Linked DNA regions of Homo sapiens: regions 1 and 3 are each linked to region 2. A link is a loop called in an ENCODE intact Hi-C map of the cell type or tissue named here. Cell type or tissue: mammary epithelial cell. All regions are shown on one strand.

The links. Peaks named below come from ENCODE experiments on the same cell type or tissue, not always from the same donor. Only the 100,000 strongest peaks of a DNase experiment are listed, where the experiment ranks them.
Region 1: it touches region 2 in a loop (12-fold over the local background); 4 of 110 quality-filtered maps call a loop at or near these places.
Region 3: it touches region 2 in a loop (5-fold over the local background); 6 of 110 quality-filtered maps call a loop at or near these places.

The regions. Positions count from the first base shown.
Region 1 is chr6:134,360,225-134,368,224 of GRCh38, forward strand. No RefSeq gene overlaps it. Among named protein-coding and RNA genes, the nearest start is that of SGK1, 46 kb to the left of the region's middle. In mammary epithelial cell, no CTCF peak of the experiment used is centred here; a DNase peak (open chromatin) is centred at 3,297; H3K27ac peaks cover 2,703 bases.
Region 2 is chr6:134,818,221-134,826,220 of GRCh38, forward strand. All of the region lies in intron 2 of LOC101928277 (a long non-coding RNA gene), which reads right to left. Among named protein-coding and RNA genes, the nearest start is that of ALDH8A1, 130 kb to the right of the region's middle. In mammary epithelial cell, a CTCF peak has its summit at 4,882 (motif pointing left); a DNase peak (open chromatin) is centred at 4,881.
Region 3 is chr6:134,433,575-134,441,574 of GRCh38, forward strand. The region is part of intron 4 of CT69 (cancer/testis associated transcript 69); the gene reads right to left. LINC01010 (long intergenic non-protein coding RNA 1010) reads left to right here and starts at 4,142. Exons shown (of 3, transcript NR_038217.1): 1 at 4,142-4,307. RefSeq lists enhancers at 2,328-3,527, 2,677-2,971, 4,129-4,188. In mammary epithelial cell, a CTCF peak has its summit at 3,985; DNase peaks (open chromatin) are centred at 2,797 and 4,017; H3K27ac peaks cover 2,350 bases.

The DNA of each region.
Region 1 (8,000 bases), 460 kb before region 2:
AGATTACTCAGTATAAGCCTGATGCTTAGGTAATGTAGTTTATGGTCCAATGGATGAGTAGTTTGAAGAGTTTGGTGTATGGAGTAGTAATTCTTATTCTTGGGATGCACTTTAACATTTGCAAATAATTACCCACTTTTAGCAATTTAGAAGCAGCAAAAAATAAAAAGCTTGGAGGAGCTAATGAGAAGACTTGAAAGTTTTGGGACGTGGCTCCAGTCTCTTGGGGTAGCCTGTCTGTTTGCTAGTGCTGGTCCTTTTAGATGCATCTTGGGTGGAGTTTTCCATGAATACAGGAAAGCTTCTAGAGCCTTTCTTTCCAAAATAAACCCTAATTCCATTTTCTTGGGTCTGCTTCTCCTTCAGGCCTTCCCATGTCAGTAAATGCCACCACTATTCACCTAGTTGCTCAACTGCAAACTTAGTTGTTATCCTTGACTCTTATCTTTTCCTCATCATTCTCCTCATCCAATTTATAAACAACTCCTGTTGGCTTTTTAAATTACCTTGACTTCAGTCAACCACCTACACTTCTACTACCCTAGTGCCAGAATCCATCATCTCTCACCTAGAATATTGAAAAAAACCTCTAAACTGATAACTTGTAACTTGAAATAAATTATTTGGATAAGCAGCTAGAGCAATCTTTTAAAATTGTAAAACAGGCCAGGCACGGTGGCTCACGCCTGTAATCCCAGCACTTTGGGAGGCTGAGGCGGGTGGATCACTTGAGGTCAGTAGTTCGAGACCAGCCTGATCAACATGGTGAAACCCCGTCTCTACTAAAAATACAAAAATTAGCCAGGCATGATGGCGGGTACTTGTAATCCCAGCTACTTGGTAGGCTGAGGTAGGAGAATCGCTTGAACCTGGGAGGCGGAGGTTGCAGTGAGCCGAGATTGCGCCATTGCACTCCAGTCTGGGCAAAAAGAGCGAAACTCTGTCTCAATAAAAATAAACTTGTAAAACAAATAAAGCCCTCTAATGGTTTCACATCATACTCAGAACAAATTCCAAACTCCTGCATGATCAGGCCCCTGTCAGTTTCTCTGAATTCATCTCTTACCTCCCCTGTCCAGCTCACTCAACTCTAGTCACACTGGACTTGCTGTTGTTCCCTAATCACAGAAGTTCTCTTCTATATTATGTTCTTTTTCTATATTATTTCCCCTGAGTAACATACTTTTCCTTTAGATTCTTGACCATCCTTGCTTCCTCATTTTCTTCTCACTGAACATCTCCTCTTTTGAGGGGCCATTTCTCACTATCCTGTTTATAAAAGAGCAGACCCTGTCTCCATCACCTTACCCTGATTAACTTCTTCATAGCATTTACCACTGTCTATCATTGTATATTTGTCATTGCTTGTCTACCTGGCCAGAACGTAGGCTGTAAGAGAGAGGATGTTGTCTCCTATCCCCAGCACCTAGAAAAGTGCCAGGCACTTAACAAGCCTTCAATCAATATTTGTTGAAGGAAACAAAGAACGTGAAGAATAAAAGAGACAAACATCTGTGAGACACCTGTTACCTCTTGCCTCCATCCAGATCTGGAGCCTTCTCAGATCTGATAGGTTAATCCTCCCAGCAGAGAAAACATTGCATATTCACCTGTTCAGCTAAAACAGAAATAAGCCACATTCAAATGCTAAAGAGGTAAAACAAACAAACAAACAAAAAAACGCACTTATTGCATATGGTCTCTAAAGCTCACTTTAAAATATATTTTTAACATTTTTCATTCTAAAGGCGATCTTCAGAATGCGGGTTCATCAGTTGGAAGGAAATTTGTACAATTAGATTTTCTCTAATTGATTATTTTCCTCACTGCTGCTTTTAGCCTCATATGTGATATCCTCAAAGGTGATTTTCTTCGAGCTCCTGCCAACATCCCCATATTTGTTTGCTAGGGCTACTGTAACAACAACAAAAAAGTATCACAGATTGGGTGGTTTAAACAAGAAAAATGTATTGATTCACACTTCTGGAGGCTAGGAATCTGAGATCAAGGTGTCAGCTGGGTTGGTTCCTTCGGAGGCTGTAAGGGAGAATCTGTTCCAAGCCGCTCCTAACTTCTGGTAGTTGCCGATGCATCCCCCGATCTCTGCCTTTACCTTCCCATGGCATTCTCCTTATCTGCTGGTCTGTGTTTGCATCCCAATTTCCCCTTTTTATAAGGATACCAGTCATATCGGATTAGAATCCACTCAATTGACCTCATCTTAACTTGTTTAAATCTACAAAGACTCTATTTCCAAATAAGGCCACATTCTAAGGAATGAGGGGTTAGGACTTCAACACATATTTTTGGTGAGGGGGGCACAATTCAGCTTATAACAATCTTTATCTATGCCTAGCCAATAATCACACTGAATGACAGGCAACGGCTCTCAGAACCATGGTCCACAGTATGTGTCATCCTGGCAATATATCTAGTAACCCAGTGAGGTCGATCATGTCAACCTCCAAAGAGAGGAGGCTGAGATGTCTATAAATATGGCCTCTATGTTCAAATGGCTGCTACAAGTGTGGAATGTTTGATATGGTTTGGGTCTGTGTCCCACCCAAATCTCATGTCAAATTGTAATCCCCAGTGTTGGAGGTGGGGCTTGGTGGGAGGTGATTGAATCATGGGAGCAGATTTCTCCTTTTGATGCTGTTCTTATGATAGAGTTCTCATGAGATCTGGTTGTTTAAGAGTGTGTGGCACCTCCCCCCTGCTCTCTCTTCCTTTTGCTCCAGCCATATGAAGTGCTGACTCCCCGTTTGCTTTCCACCATGATTGTAAGTTTCCTGAGGCCTCCCCAGAAGCCAACCAGATGCTGCCATGCTTCCTGTACAGCTTATGGAAACATGAGCCAATTAAACCTCTTTTCTTTATAAATTACCCAGTCTCAGGCATTTCTTTATAGCAAAGTCAGAATGGATTAATACAGTATTATTGAAATAAAAGTTCAAGTGCACTGGGATTATTTGGCCAATACATGTGTAAGCTATTGTCCCTTTATCCACCATGTGAGTTCCATTCCATTACCCAGTGTGACCTAAAAGCAAGAGCAAGAGTGAAAGTAAAGGAGAAAAAGAGTTCTAACAAATCTTAGCTTGATGTGCAAATGTTATAACCTTGATCTCTTTTCAAAACTTGTACCACCAGGTGACTGTTGATCATAAGTATGCATAGAGAGCTTACTAGTAATAACATGCACAGCATTCAAAGGATTCTTTGTATTGTTTCTTTGGATTCTATACTTGATCAGTTGCTCATCACTTATCTCTCTGCCTAAGGCATAGTAAATTGTCAGCGTCCATCCAAATGACTCAACTAATAACAAGCATCATGCTGGGCACAGTGAGATGACTCAGAGATGAAGCTGAGGATCAATCATGCTGTTCCCAAGGTCTGTGCTGGATAAATCAGCATTGGAAACCTAGATGCTGAGTATACCAGAGGTTTGATGAAAAATTATTTTAAACTTGCTGTATATTTGAAAATTTCTATAATAAAATGTTAAGAAAAAAAATCACATAAATCAGCTCCATGGGTTACTGATTTAGAATAAACAAACATGGTCTGTTAGTATTCATTCATCATAGAATATGATAAATGTTTAACTGTCCAGTTTTAACTGTCTTGATGATGTCTGGGTAAACAAAGCATCATCACTTCGTGGTTTGATATCTGTTACCTTATTTTTTTATTTTTTAAGACAAGGTCTCACTCTGTTGCCCAGGCTGGAGTGCAGTGGTGAGATCTTGGCTCACTGCAATCTCCACCTCCCAGGCTCAAGCAACCCTTGCAGGTATGGGCCACCATGCCCAGCTAATTTTTTTTTTTTTGCATTTTTTATAGAAACAAGGTTTCGCCATGTTGCCCAGGCTGGTCTCCAACTCCTGAACTCAAGCGATCCACCCTCCTCAGCCTCCCAAAGTGTTGGCACTACAGGCGTGAGCCACCACCTTGGCCTGTTCCCTTCTTTGAAATTATTGGGATGCAGGAAGAAGGCTTTTTGTTTTGTTTTATTTTGTTTGTTTAATTAATAGCTGCTAGATCCTACCAATCTATACATTTTTAAAAAACTAGCCTATCACTATTTTTAAATCCCCTCCTTTTATTTGTGCCCTGGTATGATGATAAGTTTGATAGCAAGGGTACCATAATATGGCACATAATAGTGCATTACTGCTCTGTGAGCTATCTTTTCCTCAGTCCTAAAGCAGAGTGGCTACGCAAGTAGTCTCTGGAGTCAGATTGCCTGGCTTATTAGAATTGCAGCTCAGTAGGACCTTGGGCAAATTGCTTAAGCTTTTCATGCCTTATTTCAAGTCCCTGCATCATATGACTGTTAGTGCCCAGAATAAAATGTAATCGGTTTAGCTGTCTCGCTCTAGAATCTTTATTTTATCAACCAACTGTCCTTCTCTCACTCTCCCTTTCTCTCACATCTCTATCTGTAGATCAACTCTTTCTTTATTTCTTGATCTTCCAAACCTCTTTCCCTCAGATCCACTTGTCAGGGACGTGCTGAGGGAAACAGGCTTCCTCCTGTCCTGCTAGTGACCCCTGAGTGGCTTTCATGGACCCCATTTTATTCCCTCTTCATTAGGAAAAAACAGCTTTTTTGGTTTCTGGAGCACCCTTAACATCCTGTTTAGGTCTCTCGACTTCACAAGTAACTTCTTTCTTTATCACCATGAGCTTTTCTTTACCTCCTGATCTTTTCTACAGTCAGGTCCCGGACTTCTGCAGTTCCTGGTCTATAGAGTCCCTTCAGATGTCAGATGAAACATTTAGTCAAATCTCTAACTTGACAAGCAATCAATGCACGAACATTTGTATTAGTGTCCATACGTTCAAGCCATCAGAAAGTGCACTCTACTTGGCTCCACAAAAGCAACACTTCAAGGCAACCATGATAATAATTAAAAAAAAAAACTTCATTAAACTACTGTATATGTAGACATGGGTTTTTAAATGCAAATTACAAAAAGTCTAACAATGTGTTTGTGACTCATATGTCAGTTAATGAAACAGTTAAAGGAAAACTCTAATGATACTGCATATTGTTATAATTTCTTATCTAATAGCCAAAGGAGGCAGACATGGAACACTTGACTGGGGGATTGATGGGGAGATGGACAACACAGAAAGGAACTTATAGTAATGAAGGAAGGGGCTTGTAGGCATTCCTCGGTTGAAGATAATGGTTTTCCTACTGTTTCCCTTAGAGACTTAAGCTGGGCTATGATGCCTCAGAAATGTATTATTATTATTGTTATTATTATTTTAGTAGAGATGGGGTTTCACCAAGTTGGTCAGGCTGGTCTCAAACTACTGACCTCAGGTGATCTATCCACCTTTGCCTCCCAAAGTGCTGGGATTATAGGCATGAGCCGCCGCACCTGGCCATATTATTAATATTAATAATAAAGTCCTGACAAAGAATTCTATTCATTTTTAGGAAATCATTTACAGAGGTAACTGATATTGTAGTCGTTGACCTTGTGCTCAAAATGCCCAATGTTCCTTTATGGATTTCTAAAACAGGAATCTGAGGACTGTCTACTCCATCAAGGATACCTGGGGTATACCTCTAAAACGCAGCTTCAAATTCAACAGGTGATTCTGATGCACCCTAGAGTTAGAGAGTCAATGCCTTTTGGATTTTGGGCCTGAATAGGGCCTATTGCCTATGTGAGAGTGCCATTCAGTAAAGTTGGAGTTGCTCAAGAAAATACAGTAGTCCCTTGGTATCAGTGAGGAAATTGGTTCTAGGGCCTCCTCCCAAACCAAAATCTGCAGATGCTCAAGTCCCTTATATAAAATGGCATAGTATTTGCATATAACATACACCATCCTCCAATACACTTTAAATAGTCTCTAGATTATACCTAATATAATGTAAATGCTATGTAAATAGTTTTCATATTTTTTATTTGTATTTTTTGTTGTATTGTTACTTTTTATTGTTGTTATTGTTTTTAAAATAGTTTTGATCTTTAGTTGGTTGAATCTTTGGATGCAAAACTTCTGGATACAGAGGGCTGACTATACTATTACAATGAGATGTTACACTTACATCAATAATGTTACTTAAACTTTTAGTTGTCTTATCATTTCTCAAAATCAACTTTTATAACTGTAGTGATTAATAAGATTAATTTTAAAAGGAGTTCTCTTAAAATATGAAATAACAGCAACTCATTAGCTAAATCCTGTGGATGCTATTCAACCCTTTCCTGGAAGCAGATGAAGCCCTCATTTGTAACTATGACCTTGCCCAAAATGGTGGAGCTTCTGCAAGTGGAGCCATCTCAAGTCAAGGGATGGTCTTAACCACCTCACCAGAGTCTCCTAATTCCCACTGATCTGTTGAGCTCTAACAAACATTAGAAGGAGAAAACTGAATAAGGGAATGCCTATTGTCTTCTTGGAATAGAAGGCCTCACTTAGCTCCATAAAGAGTTTACTCTGCCACCACATAGTCTGCACAAATAAAATGCTTTGGCTCTCTTTTTGTTCCCAAAAATATTGATTTGGGGACTTGGATATCTAGGAATTTATTTGAAGTACCTAAAATAGAGGTCAGTTCAGTTAATTATGCTTTTTTTCCTGTTTTTCACATATAACCCCTCTTAAATTTGCATTTCAGGCTACAGACTGGTAATTTTTTTTTTTTTTTTTTTGAGACGCAGTCTTGCTCTGTTACCCAGGCTGGAGTGCAGTGGCACCATCTTAGCTCACTGCAAGCTCCACCTCCTGGGTTCATGCCATTCTCCTGCCTCAGCCTCCTGAGTAGCTGGGACTACAGGCACCCGCCACCACGCCCGGCTAATTCTTTTGTATTTTTAGTAGAGATGGGGTTTCACTGTGTTAGCCAGGATGGTCTCGATCTCCTCACCTCATAATCTACCTGCCTTGGCCTCCCAAAGTGCTGGGATTACAGGCTTGAGCCACCAAACCCGGCCCAGACTGGTAGTTTTTAACCCAGGCTGAGTATTATAGTCATCTGGGGACCTTTGAGAAATTCCAACACCCAGACCCCACCACTAGAGAGAGTTCAAATTAATTGGTCTGGGGTGGGGCCAAGGCATCATATTTTTCCAATCTCCCAGTGATTCAAAGTGTAGCCAAAAGTGAGAACCATCACTTGCTTTATGATATAAGACTTATAAAAGTCAATTCTATGAAAACCATCCACCACCATCAACAAAGAAAACTATTTGATTTGACAGTATCCTAATAGTTGAAGAGCTCGTACAGGCATTATTCTTGTCTTGAGATTTTTGGGAGATTTGACTACATTCCACAACTTAGGTGACACAAGTAAAATTCCAGATTTTCCATCACACTGCGGTGACACAGTAATAACAATCCCCTCCACACACTTGTTTTTGTTTTTGTTTTTGTTTCTGTTTTTGTTTTTGCTTTTTTTGAGACAAAGTCTAGCTCTGTTGCCCAGACTGGAGTGCAGTGGTGTGATCTTGGCTCACTGTGATTTCCACCTCCCAGGTTCAAGCGATTCTCCTGCCTCGGCCTCCTGAGTAGCTGGGATTACAGGTGCCCATCATCACGCCTGGCTAATTTTTGTATTTTTAGTAGAGATGGGGTTTCTCCATGTTGCCCGGGGTGGTCTCGAACTCCTGACCACCTTGGCTTTCCAAAGTGCTGGGATTACAGGCATGAACCACTGCACCCAGCCCCCAAATTTATATATTCATATTTTTCACTAGCAGAATTCAACAGGAAATTCAGTCAGCAAAATTGCTTAGAGAAAGCAATTTGTTCGTAAAATTTCTAACCTCAAAGCTTTACAGGATTTGGCTTCTATGAAATCCAACAAGTGTAACAACATCAGCTGTGATATCTTTGTAGTTAGGTTACATTTAATTGATTTTGGGGACTTTAGTCTGCAGCAAATCTATGCCCACAGAACCAGTTGAAGCTGTGAAACCTCTGTCTTGCCACATATGTTTATATCCTTTAATAAAATAAAGCTAATA
Region 2 (8,000 bases):
AGACAAAGATTAGCTGGGCATAGTGGCAGGCGCCTGTAATCCTAGCTACTTGGGAGGCTGAGGCAGGAGAATCGCTTGAGCCCAGGATGTAGGGGTTGCAGTAAGCTGAGATCACATCATTGCAGCACTCCAGCCTGGGCGACAGAGCGAGACTCCGTCCCCAGAAAAAAAAAAAAAAATGCCCATTAGAGTTCCTCAACATAAAAGATGGCCAATATAATCAAAGGCAAGTCTATGTTTTGGGAGTGGATTCAATGAACAGTCATTCCCTAAGCCTGTCCCATAAAGTGGAAAGTGGGCTCTACTTGTCACTTTCCATATCTTAACAGAATTTTCCAGACTATAAACACTAGCATGGTAAGAAAAAATATATCGTCTCATTAGGGAAAATACCCATTTGCTCACTTTCTCTCTCCTATATACCAGAAGTGTAAATAATAGGCATATATAAGTGTGCAAAATAGGCAAAATAATAGTCATATATAACAATATATTTATATTTCAATTTTTAGTTGTTTTTTAATCAAGAAATGCAATAAGAATACAGAAATCCCATAAATTGTTTTCCCATTTAAAAATAATTCTGGCCAGGTGCAGTGGCTCACATCTGTAATCCCAGCACTTTGGGAGGCTGAAGCGGGTGGATCACGAGGTCAGGAGTTCAAGACCAGCCTGGCCAAGATGGTGAAACCCCGTCTCTACTAAAAATGCAAAAAATTAGCCAGGCATGGCGGCACACGCCTGTAATCCCAGCTACTCAGGAGGCTGAGGCAGAGATTTGCTTGAACTCGGGAGGCAGAGGTTGCAGTGAGCCGAGATCGCACCACTGTACTCCAGCCTGGGCGACAGAGTGAGACTCCATCTCAAAAAAAAAAAAAAAAAAAAAAAAAAAAAAAAATCCTACCAACTACTTTGAAGAAATGTTTTAACTTTCATAATAGAAATTGTTAAACAAAAGTAAAGATAGCCTAATGAACCTCCTTCACCTGCCACCAGGCTTCAGTAATTGTCAACATTCTGCCAGTATTCTTTTCTCAGAAGAAATTTAAGAAGGGTGGAACCACAGGTCAAATTCAAGGAGTTGCTCAGCAGAGTTGCCCAAGACAATCTCCCCCCTCATTTTTCTTCATCTCCTCCACCAGCCCTTCTCTGACCCAACCAGGGATCAACTGCTTTTTGTGAACCAGATGAACTGTGCTTTGAACCATCACCATGGCAAATAGAAGAGGGTTTCTCATAACCCTGGTTAGGACATCTCCAAAGTCATGTTACTCTCTAGCACAAGACTCGTATCAGAAGCATCTTGGGATGACTCTGACATAAATATATTCAAGATCAATTTTAGAAATTGACGTACTACTCTGAGTCTGATACAGACATCCCTGTGACTCATAATTTCTTTTTTTGCCCAGGCTGCTTTATCAATACATGGAAAATGTAGTTCAGTCGCAGCTGCTAAAATTTACAAATATACTTCTATTTTGTGATGCTGTGTTTGAACTGATGTTGGTAATGTTACTGTTTTTATGTTCATGGGCAGTCTAATAATTTTTATATTTTGACTCATGTTAGAAATTACTCAACTCTGACTATTATCTTGATTTTTCCATCATTTTTGGTCAAGCATATTAACAATTTGGCTTGACTAAAGGAAGCTAGAAATGAATATAAGAAACACCAAGCCTTAGAGTAACTCAAGAAGGAAATAGACTTTCTGCATTGTTCCAAGGGAAAAGAGGAGACATTGGAACTTATGTTGAACTTGGTCTAGTAACCACAATAAAAGTGGTTACTCTGCTCTGAACTTGGAGTCCACAGCACCCATGGCTGGACTTTCTACCCTGAATTCAGTCCCTTAATGACTGAGCTTGCTGGCAGGCACCCAGTGTCTCAGCTGAAGATTACACCTCAGACCCTAAACTCTCCTAGCTCCCTAATTTCTCATTTTGGTTAAGTATGCCTGCAGAGACGACTTGCACTAATTCCCACTTAGACATACCCAGATTTGAGACTACATCCACTTTTCTTAACATACACATGTCCTTACCCCCCCTTAAAAAATGCTGACCTAGTTTAAGTTGCCATCCAAAATTTTTCTTATGTAAATCCCTACTACTACACACAACTGAGCCTTTATCACCTCTTAAAGTCCTCCAGGACTTTGCAGATATAGTCCATCTCATAAACTCCTTAGTCTTAGATAACCTAAGGCTCAGAACATCCTACGTCCTAATGAGGGTATCTCCAACTTCTGCTCATTTGTTCATTCAACCACTGGTAACATGTTCAAGGCACTAGAAGCTGTTATCAACCCACATACTTACAGTCCTGTAGAGGCAGAGACTTTGACACAGAAGGATGATACCTTGAGAAGTGTTAGCTCTTTTCCACCTGACTTTCCATTAATGACATGCCATAAACCTCCTCTTGACACCTAGCTCCAGCATGCTTCTTGCGGCTTTCTGAGTGAATCTTGGATAACATTGCTTTGCCCAGGAAGGTAACCTCACAAATAGGCTGTTCCTATTTCCACACATCTCAAATTCATCTAGTATGAAGCTTCAGAAATGACACCTGACATGGCAGATGTTCCTCTAAGCATCCCCATGGATGTCATAAACCCTCACCCCCAACCCTTCAGTCTCTCAGAGGTTCTAACACTTGCTTCATGCTAGTGAACTCAGGCATGTTCTTCATCTCTCTGAACCTCAAGAAGCAAATAACATTTTCCAGTGCACGTGGGAGAGGCAGGGGATGATGAATGAAGCAGCAGGCGCAGAGACCCCCACTGAGTGGCAGAGGTACTGTGAGGCTGCCTTTCTGACAATAACCCAGGTCTAGTGGGACTGGAGCCCCCAACAAAAACCGAGGGCAGATCCTAGAGGAGCACCATTCTTTATCTTCTTCTCAAGATTGGGAGGGACACGCTGTTCACACTAAACTCTGCATCTGGAATTTGGGCCTAGACATGCCACAAAGCCTTCTCCTCTTTCATGGCTCTGCTTCTTTCCAGACCACAGCAGCAATTGTCTCAAGAAACTCTGGCCATCCCTGTTGAGGGACCCAGGCAACAAGGCAAGTTTCTGGTTTTTTGGAGCTTCCAAGCCCTCGCTGAAACCATCTCTACCACCTTAAAAGCTTTAGCTGGCACGCTTAGGAAAGTCTTACGAAGTACATAGAGATTTCTTGGATCATTTTCAATTACTAAAGGAAGGTACCAATTGTTAAAGAAAACAAAAAATTACCCACAATGACTGTGAAGTCTTTTTATTCCCCACTCTAGGTAATTTGTTCTGATTACCACCGTTCCAAAAGACAAGATTACACACCAGTGAAGCAAAGAGATAAAAGGGGGAAATCTGTTCCCTGCTGAGGCCGTATCAGAGCTCAACCCGTGTTTGGAAGCAAAGGCAATTTTTTTTTCAGCCCTAATGAAGCCTTGTTAACTATGAACCCTGGGGCTGAACTGATCTAGTGAGAGGAGTTATTTGGTGGGTGGTGGAGGGGGTTTAACAGCGGATTGGTACATTCAGAGATTATTATCATTCTTATCTTTCTTCTTAAAGCAAAAGAACTTAAATATGTACTAAAAACTGTTCTCACTGGGGTATAGAAAGGAATTGGAAGAACAAAATTGAAGTCCATCATCTCCTTCAGACAGAAATATATATGACCCACATTTGTAAGAGACAGACTACGCCTTGCTTCTTTCTCCCCCCTATGTTGCCAGTTCTCTTTGTCAGCAACTCTCTTGTCCTACTGGGATAACGTTTTAACTGTGGTACATAGGTTAGAAGCACACTATTTGTTTACAAGGGGATAAATGGTTGTTGCAATTACCGTAAAAAGCAGCAAACAAATGACCTTCAGGACTTGCCAGGAAAAGCAGTGGGTCTTTCTATGTGTTGAAACAATCTGGGCTCCACTGATGGTAAACACGAGGCAGAGACATGGATCTGGATGTGTCCTCTGGGGAGGGGGCAGGGATTGACACAGTTACAGAATTTGATCCACCCCATATTCTTCCCTTGGAGTTTAATTTCCATATAACTGAAAACATCTGAAGCAAACAGAGAGAAGCACTGCTGGACAGACCCATATCACAAGAGTAGGCAAAAAAAAAAAAAAAAAAAAGGAGCTCAAACACAACAGCTAGGTGTTTGATGTCATTCAATGATTCAGTTATGACTTAAGCGAGCTTCGGAAGTCGTGCGTCAAATGATAACCTGCATGAGAGAACTCAGTATAGAGCTGGCCTCAAGCACAAGGACATAGTTCTACAACTACAGACCCTAAAAAAAATTCATCATGGAAAAAAAAATAATAGAATTTTTCCCCTGGAGAAGCTTATGTTTAGATATTAGATACGTAAAAGACTGAACTATTTGTATAACCTCTAAGATTCTTTCCAGCTCTACAATTCACTGCATACATAAATGGGAAATGTTTAGGCCCAGGAGGCATACCAATGTGTACAAGTATACTGTTATTCATTTGATTCTTGCCCCGTATGCTTTACAGAGTCTAATTATCTAAATGAGATTTGGTTAAATAAAAATTGATATTTCTGTATGACAAGTATATATTTACATAAAAGGCAATACATATCCCCACAGTTTTCATTAAAATGGAAAAATAAAACGTATTTTAAAAAGTAATTGGAGAAGTTTTAGAAAGCACCTGGTTGAGGATTTCTTTGTTTTACAAATGAGGAATCTCAGGGAATCTTGGAGGTCTGTTCCTTCCAGGCCTCATTCCAGGGAGGGGCAGATTTGGAACTAGAGCCCAGGCCTCCAGGCTCTCACGCCTCTGTGGTCCGTGGTCCGTGGTCCGGGGCTTAGGTTGGCCGGTAGGGGTAGGGTAATAAATCTCATTCGCCAAATGAGGAAACAGCGTCATCTAGTGGAAATTTATCAGCGTATTCTAGACATGCTGTTATCCCTAGCTCTGCTGTCCCTAATTTCCCAAGACAACATTTCTGGACCATTTTCTCTCCCCCATGTTTCCAAAGCCCAAGAATCTCCCAGTGGGGCCCCCTCCTACAACCTCCTCACCCCACAGCATATTTCAGTCTCTTCTCTGCCAAACTTTCCAACATAGCCCCAGGAATCAATCATTTGCCTCAAGGGCCACCGGGGCTGTTGTCCTTTGAGTGTTTTTTGTTTCAAGTTTTCATCAAAATAACCCTGTTAACCACGGCTTCAGGCCTTTACCAAATGGTGTGGCAAATCAATTCCATCATTTATGAAGATCCAGATAGATACTGCTTTTCATTCAGCCACACTGAGATGATCCTTGTTTTTCCCCTGCTACCATCAAGTTAGGACACTTTGGTTGCTTTTGAAATAATTCATCAGGGAATTTCCCAGGACAGTTCTGTGACCAAGCATGTGGACAAGCTTCAGTCAAAACTTAGGAGGTATTAAATAGAAAACAAAACATGTAACAAGTAATTATCCCATATGATAAATGTTCCATTATGAGAAAGCACAAAGGGAAGGGGGAAATTCATTCTGCTGAGGTTAGAAAAAGCTGCATGCAAGAGGAAACACTAGATCTGAGTTTTGAAGGAGATAGATGGGCCTTTGATTTCTAAAGAAATGGGTGTGGTATGCTAGGCAGGGGGAACAGCAGAAGCAAAGGTCAGGAGTCCTGAGAGTACAGCATGTGATAAAGGATCAGGGCCCAAGAAGATGGGTGGGAAGTGATGTGGAAGGCAGTTCAGGACTGGAACAGAAAGATGCTTAGATGCCATCGCAGAAAACTTTTTTTTTTTTTTTTGAGACGGAGTCCCACTCTGTCACCCAGGCAGGAGTGCAATGGTGCGATCTCAGCTCACTGCCACCTCTGCCTCCCAGTTTCAAGCGATTTTCCTGCCTCAGCCTCCTGAGTAGCTGGGATTACAGGCACACACTACCACGCCCAGCTAATTTTTGTATTTTTAGTAGAGATGGAGTTTCACCATGTTGGTCAGACTGGTCTCAAACTCCTGACCTCATGATCCGCCCACCTTGGCCTCCCAAATTGCTGGGATTACAGGTGTGAGCCACCACGCCTGGCCGAAAACTTGGATTTTAGATGCAATTAGACACTATCAAATTATGGGCCACAGCAAAAAAACTGTGTTTGAAGTCTCCAGGTAATAAAGTACTTTATTCATCCCAGCTGTTTTGAAGCTACTTTCTACATAAAATGGTTCCCTTATTTCATGGCTTGTGAAACAGGCTCTGAAAATGAATTATTTGTCAATGCAGGGACAGGAACTCAGATCTGTTGGCTCCCAGTCCATTTCTTCATAGTAAAGAGCTAAGAGCATGAAATGCTTATTAGAATAATTAAAAATTTTTAAATTAGAAAATCTTGTAGGTCTTCCTCTGATTTTTGTTCCTGTATAAATCCTCTAAAAGTATTAAATATATGTAATTGTCTTTTAATCATATCCCCCCATCCAATCCGAGTCTGCTATATAAATGAGAAAATAATCCAATAGGCAATCTATTTGAAAGCACTAATACGAGAAACAGAAAATTTTCAGACTAAAAGAGATGATAAAAGAGGCAAATGTAAACCACCATGGACTGAAGAATACAACATGAGAGAAGCAAAAGCTTTGTAAAGATTTCTAGGAAATTCTGATTCCATTGGTTTCATGAGGACATCAATCACACTGATGTTGTTACCGAAACACCAAGGGTTCAGTCTAGGTCCTGCTGCTGGCTGCACAGAAAACCAATCACTGAGATGATGACATGCCAAGGAAGAAGGCTTTAATTGGGTGCTACATCCTAGAAGATGGGGGCTCAGTCTCAAATCCATTTCCCTGGCCAGGCATGGTGGCTCATGCCTGTAATCTCAACACTTTAAGAGGCTGAGGCAGGCAGATTGCCTGAGGTCAGGAGCTTGAGACCAGCCTGGCCAACATGGTAAACCCCATCTCTACTAAAAATACAAAAATTAGCTGGGCATGGTAGCACACACCTGTAGTCCCAGCTACTTGGAAGGCTGAGGCAGGAGAATAGCTTGAACCTGGGAGGCGGAAGTTGCAGTGAGCTGAGATTGCACCACTGCACTCCAGCCTGGGTGACAGAACAAGACTCCATCTCAAAAAAAAAAAAAAAAATCCATTTCCCTTATCAACTGAAACGTGGGTTTATATAGCAGGGAGAAAAATGTAACAATGTGTAAGAAAACAGGAACTAGGGAGGGGCAAAGAAGAAATCATGACGAATGAGGGGTCAGGCATCTCATTGTCTGGATCTGGTGACTTCGTGAATTTCAGTCCTTTGATACTTTTTTTGAGAGGTATGAAAGTCCTTTCATAAGAAAGGAACTCAGATAAAACGAATATTAGTTTCAAGCTTTAAGACTAGAAAGGTCAATTTCTATGTTTATCAAAAAGAACTGTCTATGGGACCATTGGGTCAGTTTTTTTGTTTTGCTTTGTTTTGTTTTTTGAGACGGAGTCTTGCTCTGTCACCCAGGCTGGAGTGCAGTGGTGAGCTCTCCGCTCACTGCAAGCTCTGCCTCCCAGGTTCATGCCATTCCCTGGCCTCAACCTCCCGAGTAGCTGGGACTACAGGCACCCGCCACCACACCTGGCTAATTTTTTTTTTTTTTTTTTTTTAAGCAGAGATGGGGTTTCACCATGTTAGCCAGGAAGGTCTCAATCTCCTGACCTCGTGATCCACACGCCTCGGCCTCCCAAAGTGCTGGGATTTTAGGCGTGAGCCACTGCGCCCGGCCAGGGTCGGTTTTGATGTCAGAAAAGGATAGTACGTAGATGTCATTAAAAGACAATCATGGCAACCAACTCTAACTTGGTTATTTAGAGGCCAGCATTTCTTTCTTTCTTTCTTTCTTTTTTGAGATGGAATCTCGCTCTGTCTCCAGGCTGGAGTGCAGTGGTGCGATCTTGGCTCACTACAACCTCTGCCTCTGGGTTCAAGTGATTCTCCTGCCTCAGCCTCCCGAGTAGCTGGGACTACAGGTGTGCCACCACA
Region 3 (8,000 bases), 380 kb before region 2:
ATTACAGGTGCCCATCACCATGCCACGCGAATTTTTGTATTTTTAGTAGAAATGGGGTTTCACCATGTTGGCTAGGCTGGTCTCAAACTCCTGACCTCAGTTGACCTGCCCATCTCAGCCTCCCAAAGTGCTGGGATTACAGGCGTGAGCCACCACGCCTGGCCAGATACCCGTAGTTTTTACCTCACGTCTCTTTTCTGTTCCAGGAGCCTATCCAGGATATCACATTAAACTGAGTTATCTGGCTGGGTGTGGCAGCTCATGCCTGTAATCCCAGCACTTTGGGAGGCTGAGGCAGGCAGATCACTTGACGTCAGGAGCTTGAGACCAGCCTGGTCAACATAGCGAAACCCCTTCTCTACTAAAAATACAAAAATTCGCGAGCATTGTGCTGCGCGCCTGTAATCCCAGCTACTCAGGAGGCTGAGGTGGGAGAATCGTTGGAACCTGGGAGGCAGAGGTTGCAGTGAGCCGAGATTGTGCCACCGCACTCCAGCCTGGGTGATAAATTGAGGCTCCAACTCAAAAGTAAATAAATAAATAAATAAATAAACAAACAAATTAAAAAATTGAGTTATCTTGTCTCCTTAAGCTCGTCTAGATTGTGACAATTTCTCAGACTTTCCTTATTTTTGATGATGGTGACAGTTTTGAGCAAGCTTGGTCATGTATTTTGTAAAATATCTCTCAGTTGGTGTTTCTAGAGTGTTTTCCTCATGATTAGACTGGGGTTATGGGTTTTGAGGAGATCACAGAGGTAAAGTGTCATCCTCACCACATCACATCAAGGGTACTTGCTATCAACACGACATCACTGGTGACGTTAACCTTGATCACCTGGCTGGGGTGATGTCTGTCAGCTTTCTCTGTTGTAAAGTTGCCCTCCGCCCCACCCTTTTCATACTGTATTTTTTGGAAAGGAAGTCACTATGTGGAGCCCATACTTAACAGGGTGGGGAGTTACACCAGAGTCCTTGAGTGGTGAGTAGAACGTTACAGCACAAAAAATTGCTTTTTGTGCACCCTAATGTATACAAATTTTTGAAAAATCACTTAGGATATTAGGGGATCCCAGAATGGAGTGCAGGCTATGACAAAACAATCTAAGTGTCTTACAGATGTATAAAATAATTTCCCTGAAGGAGGTGGGAGGAAAGTTGCTGACCTAAACAACTTTAGAAATGAATGGAGACTACAAGACCAAAGGCAAAATAAACTGTATGTAAGCACTGTATTCTCGTCAATAAAGTTGCATCTCAGGAGTATAGTTTGATTTTGAGGGCGTTATTCATGTGTACTGGTATTGAGCAAATAAATGAGTGGATGGTGGATGGTGGGAGCCAGGTTTCTCACTGTTGGAGTGGAAGGTGACATACAAAGACAGGAAAGAGGCTAGAATGATCCATGTGGTATAGGATTAGAGTTGAGACAACTGTATGCACTCACATTTAGCTTAATATAGATACGAATAATTACATATATAAATACTTATAGATATGTGTACATATAATTATTAGAACACACGTATATATTTCCCTGTTCTGTCAACATTCCAGTAGCAAGAAGATCTTGATTTCTTTTATTTATTTATTTTTTTGAGATGGAGTCTCGCTCTGTCCCCCAGGCTGGAGTGCAATGGTGTGATCTCGGCTCACTGCAACCTCCACCTCCCGGGTTGAAGTGATTCCCTGCCTCAGTCTCCCAAGTAGCTGGGATTCAAGGCGCCCACCACCAAGCCCGGCTAATTTTTTGTATTTCTAGTAGAGACAGGGTTTCACCATGTTGGCCAGGCTGGTCTCGAACTCCTGACCTCAGGTGATCTGCCTGCCTCAGCCTCCCAAAGTGTTGGGATTACAGGCGTGAGCCACTACACCCGGCCCCAATCTTGATTTCTAATACCATTCTCCAATGGTTACTTGGAGACATGGCTGATTTTAGGACGGGGAAGGGAATACCTAAGATAAGCCTGCAGCATCTTGTAGTTCCAGAAGGCAAGGAGGCACTCAAATGAGAGCAAAAAATAAAAAAATTAAAAAAAAATCCACAGTGATGGGAATATGTCAAAAAGACACACGGCTGAAAAAGTTCCCAATGGCCAAAACTGAAACAATTTAAGCAAATCAATCAATCGATCAACAGTGCGCTGTTGGACTATAACTCAAAGCTTAAGATAAATATCCACATGCCCATACTGATGAAAATAAGTGATTAAAGAACTGAACAAATAGGAGAGAGTAGACAAATCCTCAGTGCAGAAGAATTCCAAATGATTTTTGTAAACCTAATTTTTATACCTATAATTTTCATTTCAATGTCATAGAAAACTAAGTGAATTACTATGAATACTATATTTGTAGAGGAAAGACTAAGGGATGGTAAGGCTGCAGAGCATCCTGTAATTAAAATGAGAAAACCGAAAGTCAAACAAAGTCATCAGTGGGCAGATTTTTATATACTTCAGCCTTAGGTTTCCTTGGTAATAACCCTATCTGGCAACTACTACTTATTCCTACATAGATCTTAAGAACACAGCTCTCTGGAGTCTCCTCATACCTATTTGAATAACGAGGTGTATGTGTCCTCATACAAGAGCACATTCACTTCCACCTATGCACACCCTCGAGAAGAGAAAGGAATGGAATATTTTTGTTTTTATTTGTAGCTAAAACAAGATTTCACTGTTTACTAGTTTCTAAATACCAAAACAATGATGGGATTCTGTCATCTTCCTGGTCACTTACTGCTCATCGCTCACTGTGTGGGGAGTGCAATGAGTCAGTGGCAAATGCTCTGCAGACACGCCCCTTGTTCATCTGAAACGCACAAAGGAGGGGTGGGCTGTGTGACTAAGCCTGTGTGTGGATTCTTACAGTAAGTTATGTTTCTGAGAAACAGGCACTAACAATAGCTCATTTAAAAAACAAAACACAACGAAATAAGCACCATTACAATTGGTGAAAAACATGTTTAATCTTTTGCCTAAGAAAGTTTTGATAGCCCAACATAATTGAAATGGTGGCTATGCATCGTTCCACCCTAGTTACTCTTAACGGCATGTTTTGAGTCACCAAACGTGCGTCCTGCTCAGCCTTGCCCAGGCAACTGTGAACGACAGCCCTTTCCAGAGGACCTCAGAATGACAGGGGCATGTCACAGCACCTTCCTTTCTTCCAAGAAATGCCAGGTCACAGGGGGTGTTCACTTATTCTCAAGTGACATTCTTGTCCTTAAAATATTTTTTTCCTCCATTATGGTTGTGACAATTGTTAGCATAAATATTAGCCTGAAAGAAGGACAATTCTTATGAAGCCCAAATTGGGTTTAAGTTATAAGTAACAGTTGTGTTTTTAAAAAATAACTCATCCTCATCATACAACCAGATAAAGTAGAAATCAATTGTCATATAAGATATACAAAATTTGGGTATAAATAAAAAGATAACAACTGGATTAAAATGATCCTTTGCCATATTTTACTCTCTTGGAAGTGAACTCTGAGCATACATATAATGATATGCCTAAAAAGTGTCAATGACACAGCTATTTTCAATGAAATTAAGGAAATAAAAGACCCAAAATGCTCATACTTAAGATTTGTTAAACCTTATCCCTGGTCAACATTCTATGCAGATCTGAAACTGAAACTATTGCAAAATGATGCAAGACTGTAAGTACTCTCTGGAGTTTGGGTGCATTATTTTTGTAATTCCTTTTATGTAATGGAACTATTTCTTTTTCCAGGGCCATATAAACACCTGAAGAGAGGACGATGTCAGGTCGACAGATTGTGGAATTTAGATTCAGCACCTAAGCTATTTGAGGTTGACACTCACTGAAATCTTGAGTGTTTGCACCTGCTGTGGAATAAGTCATTGTCCTTGGACACCTTACAAGGTGGAGTTTGTGCACATTTGGGAAGAAGGAGGCGGCTGGCAGAGTGACTTCCTTATCGACCCACTCACCAGCATCTCCATCTCCCTCAGGGGGTGCTGTCCACCCACCGTGTTTTGTTTACATCAGTAGCAAAGACATATGAATCATCTTCCACTTTTTAGCTATGAATGAAGAAGTAACCTCTGACACCCACTAGTGCGACTGGCCCTTACATGCTGGTATATGTCAGACTCTTAGCATCACTCTCATTTCATACTGCTGTTGATGATGTGAATTTTGGAAATATTCTCCCCTATTGGGTCTTTCTCCATGACAGATGATGTCCTTTGGCTTCGGTTTTTTGCCTAAGAACTGTAAGTGGTGCTTGCTAGCCCTACTAAGAATCCTGCCATTGTTGCAAATTTCAGAAAAAAGGTAATGCATTTAAGGAACTTTTCCCTTTGTTACAATTATTTTCTTTCTATATTAAGTAGCTTATAATTAGGATAAAGAGATTACAGAAACAGGGATGGAGAAGGACGGGTTGAGGGGAGGAGAGAGAGTGCTGGAGAGACAATATCATCACTAGGAAAAGACATGAGTAAAAAAATAGCGCAAACAAGAATTATGCTCCTCAAAAAAGAGCTTTCTGGTCACCTTGCAAGGATTCTATAAAAGTTACAGGTTACAATCGAAATAAGTAAAATATTTAGTTAACAAGGAAATGTGCATCGTGCACATAATTACTGAAAGTTATTACCAGTCACTGTGGTAGGAACTGGGGATTAGAGAGAGAACGGATCTGTAGTTCTAGCCTCAAGGAGTTACTGTTTAGCATTAGAGGCAAAATGAAAAAGTACTCATTGTTTCTGCCCATGTTTGCAAAAAGGGGACAAGTTATTGGTCCCCAAAGTAAATGAGATAATGAGAAAAAACTTCAGGGAAAAAACTGAGAATACTATAGCTGATTAACTTACTGTTTAGTTCTCTTAAAAATATCTACCTTCTTATCATTATAATTCTGGAATGAAAATCAGGAGGACTGCCTAGTACTGCCAATTCTGACAGTGATCTGGTAAGACATTTTCAATTATTTCCTCTGTAAATGTTTTAATATCAGATTAGAAATGTGTTTCTACTTTCTAATTTGTAACGTAAGACTTCAAAATCTGTTTGAAAACTACTGTAGAAAGTCTGTGTTGAAGGATAAAATTCCCCGATATTTTAGAATGGACTCTTTGCATTCAATTAATTTATTAGTTAAAGACAGTGATTAATGCATCCTAAAATATTTAGGGATGTAGTCTTTTCTAATTATTTCACTATAGCATAGAAGAATTGCTATTAAGAGTTGGCCAACAGGCCAGGTGCAATGGCTCATGCCTGTAATCCCAGCACTTTGGGAGGCTGAGGCTGGATCACTTGAGCCCAGGAGTTTGAGACCAGCTTGGGCAAAATGGCAAAACTCTGTCTCTGCAAAAATACAAAAATCAGTCAGGCATGGTGGCTTGTGCTTGTAGTCTGAGCTACTCAGAGTTGGGGGCTGAGGTGGGATTCGCCCGGGAGAAACGAATAGAGAGGTCTGGGTATGCAGGGATATAGGGTCAGGTTACCAAGTTAGCTGAGCACATCGGGTCCCCTGTGGATATTGCCACTTCAAAGAGGCTCAAAAGCTCTGAAATTTTATGAAGAATTTTCTCAGGTTTGGCAGATACGAAACTGTTGAACACTGTTAGAGAAAAATGGGGAAAAGTAAACTAAGGCCTATCCAAATTATTATTTTGAATTGCGTAGCTCAAGATGATTTGACCATCACATTAAATTTGTCCAATTAATTTGTCACATTAAATTTGCCAAATTAAAAGTGTATCATGTAGTGACTGATAGTAAACTAAGTACATGAAATTATGGGCATTCAGAAGATTTTTAAAGAACTGATTGGTTTTACTTTGGAACAGTAACAATGCAGTGAGGCATCTTGGGACAAAGATTGGAAGAGGAAGAAAGCCAGAGAATTGAGCCTGACATTTGGGAGCCACTTTTCCCCTTGAACAACAATAATAATGGCCCTTAGGCTTTCTGCGGAAAGGAGGGTGTTTGTTTAAAAAACAAAAAGACAGAGACATATACAGAGACAGAGAAAAAGAAGAAAGGAAAAGCAAAAAGATTCCAGAAATAAAGGGGAAAATATAACCCTTACCATGGAGGAAAATTACAATTCACTTGGATTAACCATAAGAAGATTAAAAAGTCATATATTGACCAATTTTAATGTTTTCTGGAAGAAGAAACACACCTTTTCACACTGTGAGCTGTACAGAAGCCGACTCTGTGGTTTTTGGTGTGTAAAAACATATAGTAATAATAATTATACCACTTTACACCTTTATGGTGTTTTGGGTTTACAGATTCTCCATACAGTTAATCTATTTTGGGTTTACAGATTCTCCATACAGTTAATCTATTTTGATCTTCATACCAAACCTATTCTAAATTGGGGTTTAGAGGAGGTGTGAGGCTGACAAAAAGATGTTCTGCTTTTTGTTCAGGACCTGTGCTCAGGGCTGTGTTCTCATTTTGAGGTTGGATTTTGTACACTCACATTTTCATTTATCTCTCTAGTGCTCAAGATATTCACAAACTTTTTCACTGTCAGGGATGCATAAAAGAACAATACTTTATTAGAGCTATATTCTAAGCCAACTGGGTCGTCGTACCTTAGATTCAAAGTTAGATTATGGCTCAAAATGAATCCTTAGCGTATTTCTGGTGTTCAAAAAGAATAGGTTGAAGCCGAGACGGGTGGATCACTTGAGGCCAGGAGTTCGAGACCAACCTGGCCAACATGGCAAAACCCCGTCTCTACTAAAAACACAAAAAATTAGCCAGGCATGGTGGCGTGCGCCTGTAAATCCAGCTACCTGAGAGCCTGAGGCAGAAGAATCGCTTGAACCTGGGAGGTGGAGGCTGCAGTGAGCCGAGATCATGCCATTGCACTCTGACCTGGGTGACAGAGTTGGACTATGTCTCAAAAAAAAAAAAAAAAAAAAAAGAATAGGTTATTTTATATTTCCTGAATTACATGTAGTTGTAATGCCTTGCTCAGGATCTTGCCTATAGTGGCAAAGAAATATTGCTTAAAATCGACTCTTGAATTACACTAGCATTCTGTAGGCACCATATCAAACATCTAGGACAGGGGTCCTCAATCCCCAGGCCGCTGACCGGTACCAGTCTGTGGCCTGTTAGAAACCAAGCCACACAGCAGGAAGTGAGCAGGGGGCAAGCATTACAGCCTGAGCTCCGCCTCTTATCAGATCAGTGGTAGCATTAGCTTCTCAAAGGAGTGCAAACCCTACTGTGAACTGTGCAGGTGAAGGATCTAGCTTGCGCATTCCTCACAAGAATCAATGCCTCATGATCTGAGGTGGAACAGTTTCAACCTGAAATCATCCCCCACATCCCACCCCACCCCAGTCCCATCTGTGGAAAAATTGCCTTCCATGAAACTGGTCCGTGATGCCAAAAAGGTTGGGGACCACTGGTCTAGGACTTACCCGGTAAGTTAAAGACAAACCTTTAAGGAATTTTCAATTTAGTATCTTGATATCCCTATGTGAAGATATTGGAACTCATTCATATTTTTTGTTTATTTTGTTTTTGTTTTTTGTTTTGAGACCGAGTCTTGCTCTGTCGCCCAGACTGGAGTGCAGTGGCATGATTTTGGGTCACTGCAACCTCCGCCTCCCAGGTTTAAGTGATTCTCCTGCCTCAGCCTCCTGAGTAGCTGGGATTACAGGCGTGTGCCACCACATCCAGCTAACTTTTGTATTTTTAGTAGAGACAGGAATTCACCATGTTGGCCAGGCTAGTTTTGAACTCCTGTCCTCAAGTGACCCACCTGCCTCGGCCTCCCAAAGTGCGGGGATTATAGGCATGAGCGACCGCCTCGGCCCTCATATTTGGTTTTGCTTATATGTCTTATAAGATTATTTCATAATGGTTATCTGCTTCTAAATCTGTTAACTTAGTTTTGCTAAATGTAGTTCAAACAAAATTTATCTTTGGATTTTCATTACCTTTTTGGCTTGTCACAATGAACAACAGGGATTGATAACAAGAGAAAAA